2 separate regions of the Homo sapiens genome follow, and region 2 is linked to region 1. The links are chromatin loops, found by intact Hi-C in ENCODE. Cell type or tissue: mammary epithelial cell. All regions are shown on one strand.

Region 1 (2,500 bases):
ATATCTCATTCTGCTTTCCAGCCTGATTCCTCTTTTAAGGTCCAGGTCTCCTTTTCCAACAACAATTTGCAACCTAAAATCTGTAACTGATGTGTTTTCTTGAAAATTATGAAAAGGACTCAGGATAGCACTTTAAAAATTGTTGAAACAGAAGAAAAGTAATTCTTACCTAGCCAAAACAATTCCCCCACACACACCAAAAAAAGAACAAAAAATGGGGGGAAAATGGGCAAAGAACAAGCACTTTGCAAAAAAAAAAAGGTACTTTCAACAAACATATTTTCAACAAACATATTTGAGAATAATGTCAATTGAAGGACATTTTGTTAAGGTACATAAAAATCCTTAAAATACCTCAGTTTTATAGCTAAGAATTTAACAAGTAAAAATAGAGTTGAGTCAAGATTTAGAGTAACAGAACTGCATGCTTGCATCAGGGCATTTCATATGTCCCATAAATGTGTACACTTGATATGTACCCACAAAACTTAAAAATTAAAAAAAGATTTAGTGTAATAGATGTTTGAAAAGTTATTTATAATAGCAAAAATAGTAGGAAGAGCCTAAAAATCTTAAAACAGAATGGTTAAACATATTGTGATAGAGCTATATCATAGAATAATATAAAAACCCAAAACAGTTTCAAGGAATATTAAAGGGATATGTAAAAATACCCAACATATAACGTTAAGAAAAAAACAGAATAAAAAGTTCTGCACATATTTTGATTCCAATTTTGTGAAAAAACAAAAAAGAAGAGAAAATGAAAATATATATTAAAATGTTCACGATTATCTCTACATGGTAGGATTACGAACAGTTTTCATTTTCCTTATTAATCCTGCATACATTTTTTAAATTATCTACAATTGTAAAATAGGAGAAAAGTCAATAAGTGCTACATTTACATAAAGCAGGAGAGAGAAAAATTAGAAATACTCGAGAAAAATCTTTATCAAAATTTTAATCACATACATTACAGTTTAAAACAAAATCTACACTCAGTACTTGAAGAGATTACCAATTATACCATCATTTAGTTGAGTTCATTTGAACCAATCTAATGATAACCCCTAATTAGTGACAACTTATACTCGCTTTTTTAAACAATGCACTTACTTATAAAAGAGCTCCACCAAGTGGTGACATAAATCATCCTGGAACTATCAGAAAAGTACTACTATGTATGCTGTCACAACTGACATAAATTTAAGTTGCAATTTCAAAAGTTAAAAATAATGTTCTATCTAGCTTGCACTTTGTGAAATATGAAAGATGAAAATAAGTCATAAGAAACATGTGCTTTTGTGCTCTACCTCAGGGTCAAAAGATATATCCTTACGCATAGTTCATGAGACTGTAATAAGTAATTAGCAGTAGGGTTACATTAAATGAAATATGAAGGTATTACAGAGAAATAGGGGGAAGAACTGCCTTTATCTTTTGCTCCTAGATTTCCTCCTTACCTAGGTGATACGTAGGAACAGAAGGAATAACAGGCTAAGACGCTAGAAAATTTCACCTGTATAATATGAGCTTACAGCAGTCTAGTGTTAAGGACATTCTTGGATGTGCACAGAAGTAAAAGGCAAGAGTGGCAAAGCCAAGAAGAGGAATGTAAAAACTGACCTTACTTGTACTCAATCACATTTTTGAAACAACATGCAGGGGTGAACACCATGTGAATCAGTCACCCAGTTACACAATGCCTTTGTGGGTAAGAAAGTTGATTCTATTTCCAGAAAAACATGTACCTGGCAAATTCAGATTTACCTGGCCATCTGCCCAAAAGTTGAGCACCTGGGACTCCCTCCCTTAAGAACTCTTACAGATCATGCAGCATATGATCAGAAAAATTAAAATAAATTTGAAAAACTCCTATGGAACTCAGTTCATAAACCTGTCAGCTCTTAACTGAACTGTGACTTGCTTGCTTGCTCATTTGTCCCTATCTCAACTATGAATATGTAAGCATCCTGAAGGCAGAAATATTGTATCTAATTCACTACTTTACCCCAAGAGCCTTGTAGTGTCCAGCACTAACACTAGCGTAGTTCTAAAAAGGAAAAAAAAAAAAAGTTGTGGCAGTAGCTACAGAGTGGCTTTTTCTCTCTTTGTTTTTTTTTCTTTTTTTTCTCCATATGCTCAGAGAAACAAGCAGCAACTGAACCACCAAAGTGTAAGTTAAGACTGTTGGTTCCACTATAGTTTCTTCAGCTCCCATTCACACATTAATAGCAAACTGGTAAGTATCAATAAGGGTAACACACACACATACACACACACAAAGAACGACATTACAGACCTCATTTTCTGAACAGATGATACATAACCTACCTAGAACTAAGTTTCTGGTCAAGCTCTCTGCTTAGATTATTGAGCTCAAAGCCCAAAAATGATCCATCCAAAAAGGTATAACCATATAGGAAAGAAAACTGCCACCATACTCAAAGGGCTACTAATTAGCTTTTCTGAAAAATAGCTACAAAACTGATATCTA
Region 2 (2,500 bases), 65 kb before region 1:
TAGCCTGAGTTAAAATTCTGGCTCTGTCACCAACCAGTTTTGTGGACACAGGAAAGTTTCTCCATCTGTGAAACAGTGATGACAGAATCTATTTCATAGAGTTGTGAGAAGTTATGAGTTAATACACTGAAGCACTTTTAACAGTACCTATAATAGGACATATGCAAAAACATTACCTATTATTACTTCTACACTGAAATGTCACACACATAAATGAGAGTTATTTTGATGCTGGTCTGTATAATTATCAGACAAACTTCCAAAGAAGTAAGCAAGTGATGAGCACTACTTCCTAAACTAAGTTTCTATGAGCTACCTACAGGACATTCCTGAGTTGTTAGATTTTTGTTTGTTTTTTATTTTTGGACATCCTTGAATTTCTTAGTCCCTTTTGCCAATTAATGAACAAAGAGAATGGGTAATGTGTATAATATGGATGGTGTGGTGGGGAGGAGTGACATGAATAGACAAGTTATGAATATTTCTCTACAGTAAACTCTGGCATTTTTTCATATGTCAGAGTGTTTTAAAATTAAAGAAGGGTATAGATACATAGAGAAAAGAATAGACTTAGGGATCAGACATAGGACTCAGGTACTACAAGTTACTTGAGCAAAGGTTTAGAAATGAAAATGATTTTATGTTTAAAATCATAAACAGATCTGGATGAAGAACTCAGGCTTACATAAGCATTTAACACAGAATACCTGCATTGATTTATAAGTTATCTCAGTTTCTTTAGATTTTCTTATTGTTGTCCTTTTTAACATATGAGGACCCACATGAAAACCCATTTAATGCCTTATTAATCCTTAACAATGATGAAGAAAGTTATTTTATTACATTGAGCTTATATTCCTAGATCTTTAAGCAATCATCTAATTACATTTCATATGTAGCATATCCTTGCTACATTTCAGTGGATGATTATTCATATGAGTTAAATTACTATCTTTTTTTGTTTGTATTCTTTCTGCTTATCTATCTTAAAATTTTTGTAGATTATTAGTTCACTAGCAGAAAAATAATGTCACTATAAAATATTTATTCCTAAGATATTGCCTTCTTTTATTTTCCCTTCTTTGTCGTTACATTTTTGCATTCGTATAGAAGATGACTTTAGGCATACCTGGAATCTTTTACTAAAAACAGAGAAAGAGTAAAACAACAACAAAAACCTCAGGTCCAATGTTTCAGTCTACGAAAACAATCTAGATGTCTATTTCACCTCATTGTCACCCCTTCCCTTGAAAGTTGATCCAAATACCTAATTTCAACCTAAATTATTGTGGATTCTGAAAACACTTATAGTAAATTCTCATTTCTAGGAGTTGCATGAATGAAACATATATGCATACTAGCATTTACTTTTATAATATAGTTTGCTCATTTTTGTAAAGTCTTCTTTTAATCCTTCTTCCTGAGGAATAAGCCAGACCAATAGTCACAGTGCACTGCACAAAGGAGCTAGTCAACAAATGTTACTTTTCCCTTTCTTGTTACTTATTAGCTCCTAGGCAAAACACTTCCCTTGTTACTCAGGATAAAAAATACACATACATATTATGCTTTCACTTAGAATAAAATTAACTTACTATTTGTATTGCTCCCTTTATACTGTCCCATATGCCTGACTATATATTATAGAGGTAGTAAAAACAGCATGAATGATTTCACAGAAATAATGTAGTACAGTGACAGAGACCTTTACTAGAAACCAGTATGGAATTTGGAATCAAACCAATATGAGTTCAAATGCCAACTGGGTGACCTCAGACAAATTACTTAAAGAGAGCTGATGATCTGTTCTAGGGAAGTGTAATGAAGTATATTAAAATAATAATATAATAAATATGAGAGACAGCTTTAAAAAAAAATTACAGGACTCTATCAAACTATTGAGAAAGAAAAGGAGAAAGTGCTCAGTATTTAAGCCCAGATGATTTGAAAAGTAATGGAAAAATAGACATAGTGGGAAGCAAAGTTGCATTTAGAACAAGCTAAATAATTTCAGTTTTGAATAATGAAGTCAAGTCTCCTAAATCACTTGAGAAACTAGTATTTAGCTGTGGAAGTCAAGGGCAAAGCTATATTAGGAATATATTGGGTCAGAGTGAGAAAGGTTAAAGCTTTAGCTATGTTTTCAGAATTGAATTTTTTAAAATTAAAATAAAATGTTTCCTCTTTCTGGCAAAGAAAAGTAAATACATGGTTATTTTAGGTAATTCATGAGAAGCTTTTAAAAATATAGCATAATTGCTTTATCATTATATTAGCATGGCTGTTGTGTAAAAGTATATATGGCATCATACTGCTTCATTGTCCTGGCCCATGCTTTTAAAAAGTGTTAAATGTGGCTTAATCGTTATCTTACAATTCACTTGCCTTCCTGAGTTGTAGCTCTCAGCAAAATATAACTTAAAACAAATAATGTCCAATGGTAAATACTTAAAATACTTCTGCAAAGTACACCAAAGGTTAATGACCCACCATACAAACA

What was found. A loop is a pair of places that touch in the nucleus more often than their neighbours do. Peaks named below come from ENCODE experiments on the same cell type or tissue, not always from the same donor. Only the 100,000 strongest peaks of a DNase experiment are listed, where the experiment ranks them.
Region 2: it touches region 1 in a loop (5-fold over the local background); 9 of 110 quality-filtered maps call a loop at or near these places.

The regions. Positions count from the first base shown.
Region 1 is chr13:48,333,362-48,335,861 of GRCh38, reverse strand. The region is part of intron 2 of RB1 (RB transcriptional corepressor 1); the gene reads right to left. Among named protein-coding and RNA genes, the nearest start is that of RB1, 31 kb to the right of the region's middle. In mammary epithelial cell, a CTCF peak has its summit at 1,148 (motif pointing left); a DNase peak (open chromatin) is centred at 1,711; H3K27ac peaks cover 594 bases.
Region 2 is chr13:48,397,894-48,400,393 of GRCh38, reverse strand. The region is part of intron 17 of RB1 (RB transcriptional corepressor 1); the gene reads right to left. It also overlaps a transcript of LPAR6 not described here. Among named protein-coding and RNA genes, the nearest start is that of LPAR6, 14 kb to the left of the region's middle. In mammary epithelial cell, no CTCF peak of the experiment used is centred here; no DNase peak of the experiment used is centred here; H3K27ac peaks cover 2,500 bases.